3 separate regions of the Homo sapiens genome follow, and all the other regions are linked to region 3. A link is a contact called in ENCODE Hi-C or POLR2A ChIA-PET data. All regions are on one chromosome and are shown on one strand. Each heading gives the region's core, a stretch centred on a gene start or an enhancer-like site at or near the end of the contact. The rest is flanking DNA. Distances are from core to core; before and after follow the strand shown. Region 1 overlaps FOXN2 (forkhead box N2). Region 2 has its middle 26 kb from the start of PPP1R21. Region 3 holds the start of MSH6 (mutS homolog 6).

Region 1 (3,143 bases), core at 57-2,556, 560 kb after region 3:
ACGGCTTTTTTTCCTTCTTGAAAACACAATGACAGTTCAAACCTTACTAAGATAATGTCAGCACTTGGTTTTTAATAATGTCAATACTTGGTTTTTAAACTTTGCTTGGATTAACACTCTGTAACTCTTTGGCATATTTTGCTGCCATACTATTTCTTTACATCTTAATGAAATTTTTTTGTAAACTTGTAATTCAGAGGAATAACATACTTGCAACCATTTAAATTACTTATGAGAAAATTTAGTCAATAGTTATCAGGAGACTGATTTTTGAGTATGTTACGTTAATAAAACTCACTATTTCTGTTTTAAGTAGTATTGATAAAAATTCAAGTTTCTTGAGCGATTGAGAGTGACTCTAATGGCCAGAAATTTGAATATTGAACTTAGCCTCGTTTATAATTTTGGCTCCACTTTTTATTAGCTTTAGAACCTTAGGGAAATGGCTTACTTCATTTCCATTTCCTTATTAACAATGAATTTCAGTTTTTTTTATTGTTACCATTTAGGATGTTTCCTACCATTAAGGATTCATTTCCAAAATAAATTAACTCTTCAAGGCAGTTAGTGCACCTTTTTGCAGAATAGACAAATAATTTGTATTATGAGTTCATTTCCATCTGAAATAATTATGATTTGAGTGTCTACTCATACTCAACATTTTGAAAAGATTCATTAGGAATGCAAAAGTAAAAAACTCTTATCCCAGCTAGGCATGGTGGCTCATGCCTGTAATCCCAACACTTTGGGAAGCTGAGGCAGGAGGATTGCTTGAGGCCAATTGTTTGAGACCAGCCTGGGCAACCATAGCAAGACTCTGTTTCTATAAAAAAAATTTAAAAATTAGCTGGGCATGGTGTGTGCCTGTAGTCCCAGCTACTTGGGAGGCTGGGGCAGGAGGATCGCTTGAACCCAGGAGGTGGAGGTTACAGTGAACCATGATATCGCCACTGTACTACAGCCTGGGTGACGGAGTGAGACCCTGTCTCTTTAAAAAAAAAAAAAGACTCTTGCCTCCTCATGGAATTCACAGTTGGAAAGGAAGGGCATTTATTGAACTAAGGAGTAGTTCAGAGTAAGTAGAGATGATGCATTTTAAAGCCTATGACATAGAATCTGTAATGTAGTAAAATCTCAGCAAATGTTAGCCACTGCTGTTTGGTACTTTCTAATTTCTAGATGTAATGGAAGATAGATGGAGATTTAAGTGACAAGGCAAAAGTGAGACATTAGAAATTAATCACTCCCTTCTTTAACTGAACACTGGGTACACTAAAGAGTGGTTTTTTGTTTGTTTTTTAAGGAAGCAAGACATTATTCAATTCTCATTCGTCATGTTTTTAAGTCTCTATGAATAGAGAGACTTTGATAAAATGAATAATTTGGTCACTTACATAGTACAGGATATCAGTTCTGAAATACATTGTGTGCTCATATATGTGAATGTTTATTTATGTGTGGTTTTCATAAGAGATTGAAACAGAAACCAAATCCGTTATCGTTTGATCTTTTCCTTTTTACAGTGTTGTGATGTTTCAAGTTATGGGTGCACAGGAGAGAGATAAGAACTGGATATGGAAAGAATGCTGTTAAGATTTAAAATGAATAGGATTTGAGTCATTGGTGCTCATGGGTGTTGTGTACATACTGTTGCCAGCACATATTGTGGTTAGAGTTTTGTTTCTGGAGTCAGTCTGCCTGGATTTAAATTCTGACAGTTCCACTTACGCTTAACCTCTCTGATTAATTTTCCTCATCAATAAAGTTGAATTAATAATAGTGCCTACCTTATAGGGTTTAATTGACAGTTAATTGAGATATCATATGTAAATTGTTTAGCACAATGCCTGGGCACTAAAGTATTATCTAAGGCTGTTGCTAATGGAGTGCTCTGAGGCTAACTACTTCTGGTGGTAGCTCCCAGAATCCAGATAAACTGTTCTACATCTAAAATTAACTAGTTTTCTCTTTTACATAACTGACATAAAAAGTAGAAATAAAATTAGCCGGTTTTCAGAATTCTTGAAGTAACCTGCCATCTATGTCTTAAGCAAAACAAACTCTGGAGGTACCCCCCCCCCCCAATTATTTCAGTTACACAAGCATAAGTGGGTTGAATAGGATAATAGTCGGTTTTTCACTGAATTTAGAAATGAGTTATCTTTATGAGCCATTGAAAATTAATTAAATAGCACATTAGCCTGTTGCTTTCTTCTCTGGTCTGTTATTGTCTCATGATAAAGTTTTTGAATAGAAGGGTGTTTAAAGTGCAAAACAAAAATAATTTGAGAAAATAGAAATGAAAAAAGAATAGTAACAGCTATTTTTCGCTCTCCTTGAAAGTACAGGGACAGTTCATACCTTACTAAGAGAATGCCAGCCTTGAAATGTCAGTACTTGAGATGATATAGAATGCAGAGTTTAAAAGTACTGGGATTTTAAAAAGAAATGATAACTTATAGTGAATTTAATTTAGCTAATGATAAATTTAGTGAATAAGAAGTGTTATCTTGTTAGACTTACGGAAGTATAGAGTAGAATGGTTGGTAACCAGATATGGGTGGTGGGGGTAGGAGGAGGGTGTAGGGAAGGGGGAGATGTTAGTCAAAGAGTACAAAGTTCTGGTTACACAAGAGGAGTAAGTTCTAGTGACCTATTGCATAGCATGATGACTGTAGTTAATAATAATGTATATTTCAAAATTCCTAAAAGACCATTTAAAATGTTCTCACCACAAAGAGAGATAGGTATATGAGGTGATGGATATATTAATTAGCCTGATCTAATCATTTCACAATATATACATGTATCATAATATCACATTGTACCCCATAAATATATATAATCATTATTTGTCGATTCAAAATAAATAATGAAATAAAAATGTTATCTCTTTTTAGTATGACGTGCTGTAAAAATAGTATACATAGTTTCTTTTTATAGTAAATATTTGAGATTTGAGGAAAGGGTTTATTTTAAAATATTGCTTAAATATTTCAAATTTATTATTTTCAAGATTCAACTATTTGTATATAGTAAAATCATAGATTCTTAAGATACGTATAAAGTCTTATAGTTCAAAGAAATAGCCTGTCCACTTTAAGTAATAATAGCCACTTCCTATTAGGTGATTAGTGTGGGCT
Region 2 (3,128 bases), core at 575-3,074, 630 kb after region 3:
CTTTGGCTTTCTCACTATAGAGCCAATATTATTAGAGACAGCAAAGCACCTAACTAAAAAGTTCTATTTCCAGGCCTGCTTTGAGGACTGGGATGGCCAATGAGATATAAAGAGAGTTGTTGGGTGGGACTTCCAGGGATACTTCTAAAAGAGGTTAATTCATCTACTAGGTGGCTTTGCTCTTCCTGCCTTCCTCCTTTTTTACTTCTTTCTACCTAGATCACAGATGCAATGGTTGGAGCTTCAGCAACCATTCTGTTACCATGGATTTGAAGATGGAAATCAACGCTAAATAGGGGTGTTAAAGCAGAAAAGGTAGGAGGCTTGGACACACCAACCTGAGACTGCTAACTGCCAAATTTATCTTATTTGAGAGAAAAACAAACCCCTATCTTGTTTAAGCTATTGTCAGTTGAGGACTCTGTAGTAATGACCAAAGGTAATTGCTAATGAATGGCTTTCCATGGGTTGAAGGGCACTGTACTAAGGGCACTTTGGAATTTTTTTTTAGAGAGATTGCATTTTTGGTTGTCACAATGAATAGGAAAACTACTTGGATTTAATAGATGAGAGCCTAGGAGGTACCGTCCCAGATGTTCATGTGGGTTCAAAGCAACAACAACAAAATATTGATAATCAATTACCTGTGCCTTGAACCTAACTATATTTTCCATGTAAAAACAACATATTTTTTGCGTGGATTCAGACATACCTAATTTTCCATGAATTTAACTGTTACATAAAACAAATAAATCTTGAACTTTGCTTTTTGGACCTTTACTAGGATTTGTTCACCTTTTACAGAGTTATATTAGCATTGGCAACACTAGCTGTATTCAGTATAACACACCTGTATTAATCTGTGTTTATAGTTGTCCTGTTTATGGTGGATGTATGAATAAGTATAGAATTTGACTCCTTCATCACATCTTCTCGGGTAGCTAGTTCTAAGCATTTCCTTATTGAAATACATATTACTTTATTATAAATTAACTCCCTTTTATTTCTCCTTTGCATCTTTCCAGGGAAGGCCTTACGCTGATTCTATTTTTGAGAAGTTATGTGTAGGTAGATTATATTATCTATAAACTTAATTGCAGGATCATAATAATTGCCCTACAAATTTAGCGGGGAGAGAGCTTTGCTCTTGACCATGCCTGTTGTTCTAACTGATACCAATGAATACACACTCAGCCCTTTGTCTGCCTTCTTTGCTTTAGTGCTAAGAGGCAGAAAGGACTGACAATAGCGAGCTAAGCCTTTGGGGTCTGTATTTCAAATAAAACAGGAGTGATTTTTACATTCATCAATGGCAAGCCTGGGTTTGGACACAAATGCAAAAGATGCCTCCTATGCAATGTCATTTGAGAGCTAATTCTCTCTGAGGGTTAAATATTAATCCAGGATCTTCCATGAACTGTTCTGCACACACTAGTTTATTAGAGGACACAGATTGGGATAGGACTCTCTGTTGATATGGGGGAGGCAGGGCCGACACAGCTCTGGAACTCCAGGCGCTCAGAAAGGGAAAGAGGGGGAGGTGAAGAAACCACACTGGCCATCTGGGGGTAGGAAGGAGTGCCAAGGGAAGCAGCATGCACAGGGCCACTGAGAGGACTTGCGGCCAGTGATACCAACCTCACCGTTTGCCTTGGTCAGCTCGCTGGGGTGACTGAATTAACCACATCTCTCTCTCCTTAATTGGAGCAGATAATTGGCAAGCTGGCTTTGTGCACAGGAAATGTGTTCAGATAGATTTGGCGGAGTGTGGCAGGAAGAATGGGGACCACCTGATTTCATCTTGTGCCAAGGAGGGCGACACAAAGCGCCAGTGTCTCCTATGGAGCCTGGCCCAGGCAGAGCATTGGGGGCAGAGAGCCCTGTGCAAACCCACAGGCCGGTGCTCCCTTCAGGAACCTCAGCTGGCTGGGCTGAACTGGGAGCATGCTGGAGCAGCTGATGCTCAGGAGCCCTGGGGCGGGCTCTGTGGTTCAGCTGCTTTGTGACTTTGGCCATGTAATTTAACCTCTCTGTCTGTTTCCTCATCTGCAAAACAACTGAAAAAGAAATGTTATAACGCCTTTAAGATTATGTCACTCCATCCCATGCAACCCACAGATGCTGCTTGAATGCCTACTCTGTGGGTAGAGCTGCTCTGGGAGCTCTGCCTACTTCCTGTTGATCCCTTGTAGGAGTGAGAGGAGTGTAAAACACAAAGATAAACCATAAACAAATCACTGCAGGGCCATTTAAATCTTCACCTTCTCCCCAGAAAAGTCTTCAGCACTTTCACGCCAGGTTGGAAAATATGGCCAAACCTCCTCCCTCAGCCCTTTGCCCAACTCTTTTTCAGAAGTACCCCCAGGAGAGGGATTATTTAGAGATAGTTGTTGCCAGGGTGACAGAAACCAAACATCAACAGAAGTGTCACTATTTCTAAGGACACTTTGAGTGAAGTGCTCATCTGATGACCGACCCCATGACTGCCAGAGGCTCTTTTCCAGCTTTTTGGAATCTTTATCTTAGAAAACCCTTTGTTGTTGTGAAATGCTCTCAGGTCCAGAAAGGAAGTGAGGGTCAGTCAGCAATGCAATCGCAACCCCCTCAGTACACACAAGCAGCACTGTGGAATAGCAACTGTTTTTGAAGGACTCATCTTCATTTGACCCTGGCTTAGAGTTGGTCTATGAGGGCTGTTTCCTGGGGATTTCCACCTGAACTGCAAAGAGCCCTGGCCCCAGCTCATGCCACGTGGAGGATGGAGACAGCTGTATTTCTTGTGTGACTTTCTCTGTGTGGCAAGAGGTAGATGAAGGGAGTCAAGGACAGAGCAAGTCTCTCTACAATCCTGAGCATCAACATAGCAACAGAAGCATTTTGTGACTTGTGTTCCTAAGGGTAAGTTTAGGACAAATTACCAAAGCACATAGAATACACATTTGTAACTGACATTATTATCATTATTTTGCTTTTAGCTCAAGATTTATTCTTCATGATCTAGCAGTTATTCAAATGAGCATTTTCTTTTAGTAAAATCATTTGGCTTAGAGCTATCCATCTATTAATATTACCATTCATTACAAACATTTGAAAGCAGACATGCATTTGTATTTTTTTAAATTAATCTT
Region 3 (2,923 bases), core at 372-2,871:
CTGTCGCCCAGGCTGGAGTGCAGAGGCGCGATCTCGGCTCACTGCAAGCTCCGCCTCCCGGGTTCACACCATTCTCCTACCTCAGCCTCCCCAGTAGCTGGGACTACAGGCGTGTGCTACCACGCCAGGCTAATTTTTTGTATTTTTAGTAGAGGCGGGGTTTCACTGTGTTAGCCAGGATGGTCTCGATCTCCTGACCTCGTGATCCGCCCACCTCCGCCCCCCCCCCGAAGTGCCGAGTGCTGGGACTACAGGCGTGAGCCACTGCGCCCGGCCCCCGCCTTTTTTTTTTAGATTGATTTTATTACTTGCCTAGCAAAGGAGAACCTTCTGGCAGAACAGTCTCCAAGAACAAGGCAAACAACTAATTTTACATAGGTTTTTACCAATGTACAGCTGTTGATTGTGACTGGTTTCCGGCAATCTGGATTTCACAATCTGGATAAGGGGACAAACAATTGTCTGTCTTCCACTATCTTTCTTGAATTTGAATAGAACCTTTTTATTCTCATAGCCTCTTAGCTTTCTTTCTTTTTTTTTTGAGACGGAGTTTCGCTCTTGTCGCCCAGGCTGGAGTGCAGTGGCGCGACCTTGGCTCACTGCAAACGCTGCCTCCCAGGTTCAAGTTATTCTCCTGCCTCAGCCTCCCAAGTAGCTGGGATTACAGGCGCATGCCACCACGCCCGGCTAATTTTTGGATTTTTAGTAGAGACGGGGGTTTCACCATGTTGACTAGGCTGGTCTTCAACGCCTGACCTCAGGTGATCCGCCCGCCTCGGCATCCCAAAGTGCTGGGATTACAGGCGTGAGCCACTGCGCCCGGCCTCTCATAGTCTCTTAGCTTTCTAAAATTTGAAAAATCCTGTAAAGACACACCTGGGTCAAAGGGCTCAGATAACGGACTGTGGCCCTTAAGTACTTACGTCACAGGTTATTGAGAGGATCGATTTAGTTACCAGATGTAAAATGCTGGGATCAGTGCCTGGCAAAGGAAAACTTTGTACAGCTGCAGGCTTTCACCATACACAACAGCATCGCTAACGAATGCTATTACAATATTCATTTAGCGTTTACCAAGTGCCTACTCTATACAAATCTTGAGAATACAACGTGAAGGTGAACTGCTGACTAAAGTTTGGTCCCTTTCGCTCCGTCTCCTTGCGAAAATGCTCTAACGGCAGGAGGTCACGCGAGCGCTGGACGCGTTTCTCCCCGCGAGCCCCTTTCCGAGGCCTTTCGGGTCCCCCCGGTTATCCCCGCCCGGGCGGTGCGCGCCCCCGCTGTTCCCGCTTCCGCTCCAGAGAGGCAGGGCTTTCCGAGCCTGCTAGCCCCGCGGCCGCAACTAACCCCGGGTCGGAGTGTTCCGGCCCGGCCAGCCCCGCGGCGTGAGGGAAGGGGAGCTCAGCAGTTCCCCGCGCGGGGCCCAGGCGTCGGCGGCAGGGCGGGCCCCTCACCGCCAGCGTGCCAGCCCCGCCCCTACCCACCAGTGTGCCAGCCCCGCCCTTCCCCACGTCGCCGCGCGCCCGGGGGCGGGGCCTGGCGCGCACCGCCCGCGCACGGCGAGGCGCCTGTTGATTGGCCACTGGGGCCCGGGTTCCTCCGGCGGAGCGCGCCTCCCCCCAGATTTCCCGCCAGCAGGAGCCGCGCGGTAGATGCGGTGCTTTTAGGAGCTCCGTCCGACAGAACGGTTGGGCCTTGCCGGCTGTCGGTATGTCGCGACAGAGCACCCTGTACAGCTTCTTCCCCAAGTCTCCGGCGCTGAGTGATGCCAACAAGGCCTCGGCCAGGGCCTCACGCGAAGGCGGCCGTGCCGCCGCTGCCCCCGGGGCCTCTCCTTCCCCAGGCGGGGATGCGGCCTGGAGCGAGGCTGGGCCTGGGCCCAGGCCCTTGGCGCGCTCCGCGTCACCGCCCAAGGCGAAGAACCTCAACGGAGGGCTGCGGAGATCGGTAGCGCCTGCTGCCCCCACCAGGTAGCGGGGTGGGGGTGGGGTCGAAGGCGGGGGCATAGCGGCGGGGCGCTTGGAACCCGGCGAGGGGAGGCTCGCACAGGGGGTTGGGGGGGTGCACGGCCTGGCCCTGGGCTCGGAGGAGGCGGGGCCGCAGAGTTGGCTTGAATGAGTGCAGGGGTCGAGTCTGGAGCATTTGGGGGTGTAGCTTGTAAACAGGGTCGGAGGAGAGAGGCTGTGCAGGAAGAGGGCTGCAGGGGAGACGCGGAGAGTTCGGGCCTTTTGGAGGGAGGAGACGCGTCCCGCCAGGTGGGGGTGCTGGGCTAAGGAAGGGGCGACGCGCGCAGCTCCGGGTGGGGAGGGGGCCTGGGAGGTGGGAGCACTGGGGGTGGGGCGAGAAGGGGAAGGCGCCCGGCCCACTTGGTGGGCGGGGCGGGGGGCGGGGTGGCGGGAAGGAGGAATGCCTGCGGGAGGCCGAACGGGGAGAGTCCGGTGGTGTGGGGTGCGAAAGGAGGTTCCTCGGCCGGCGCGGAGATAGTGAGTTGGGGCTCCAGTAGTCGATCGAGGTAGACACTTAGAGGTAGTTAAGAGCCGCGGTCGCCGAGACGCCTTGGGGACGGTGGGCCTTCGGCCTAGGTGAGGGGCCGCCGAGGGGGTGGGCCACGAGCTGCGAGCGCGGGGGGGTGTGTCACCATGGGGACCGCGGGGCCTAATTGGGCGGGGCGGGGCCGTGGGGAGCCGAAGTGCTGGGATCCGGCTGGGTCCTTCGGTAGGTAGGCTGCACGTGCACCGAGACGAAGATAGAATATTTTGACGTATGTGGAAATTCGTGTCGAGTGGAAAATATTTTATTTTATGAAATAGTGTAATTTTTATGGGGCACCACTGGGCTTTTAGAGGCCTTAATCGGGCGCTGGACAAAGATGTGTGGACGTGAGTGACTCCGGGGAAGCCTGTCGGGAGTTGTCCTCACTTTA

Evidence for each region. Hi-C counts contacts between places; a loop is a spot of excess contacts on that map. ChIA-PET counts read pairs that join two places held with the same protein, here RNA polymerase II (POLR2A). Pooled maps may share reads with other maps.
Region 1: a loop to region 3 is called in a pooled map, with 5 times the contacts of the local background. The contact joins the enhancer-like site here to the promoter of MSH6 in region 3. A Hi-C loop is called at or near these places in 1 of 168 maps with a recorded cell type or tissue (ascending aorta) and 8 of 50 pooled maps. POLR2A ChIA-PET finds 5 or more read pairs at or near these places in 1 of 52 experiments (activated CD4-positive, alpha-beta T cell).
Region 2: a map of posterior cingulate gyrus shows a loop between it and region 3 (2.6-fold over the local background). The contact joins the enhancer-like site here to the promoter of MSH6 in region 3. A Hi-C loop is called at or near these places in 10 of 168 maps with a recorded cell type or tissue (CD8-positive, alpha-beta T cell, MCF 10A, PC-9 and 6 more), 2 of 37 single-sample maps with no recorded cell type and 25 of 50 pooled maps. POLR2A ChIA-PET finds 5 or more read pairs at or near these places in 3 of 52 experiments (activated CD8-positive, alpha-beta memory T cell, activated naive CD4-positive, alpha-beta T cell and endothelial cell of umbilical vein).

The regions. Positions count from the first base shown.
Region 1 is chr2:48,342,770-48,345,912 of GRCh38, forward strand. The region is part of intron 2 of FOXN2 (forkhead box N2); the gene reads left to right. Among named protein-coding and RNA genes, the nearest start is that of FOXN2, 30 kb to the left of the region's middle. RefSeq lists a silencer at 1,518-1,577. Within about 2 kb of position 1,307, at least 8 of the 41 ENCODE cell types and tissues checked have a DNase peak (open chromatin) inside an H3K27ac peak, as active enhancers do.
Region 2 is chr2:48,413,632-48,416,759 of GRCh38, forward strand. No RefSeq gene overlaps it. Among named protein-coding and RNA genes, the nearest start is that of PPP1R21, 26 kb to the right of the region's middle. Within about 2 kb of position 1,825, at least 3 of the 41 ENCODE cell types and tissues checked have a DNase peak (open chromatin) inside an H3K27ac peak, as active enhancers do; they include dorsolateral prefrontal cortex, where a contact is called at or near this core.
Region 3 is chr2:47,781,524-47,784,446 of GRCh38, forward strand. MSH6 (mutS homolog 6) reads left to right here and starts at 1,622. Exons shown (of 10, transcript NM_000179.3): 1 at 1,622-1,970. The coding sequence starts at 1,711. RefSeq lists silencers at 1-44, 1,195-1,674, 1,955-2,114, 2,315-2,404 and an enhancer at 995-1,064.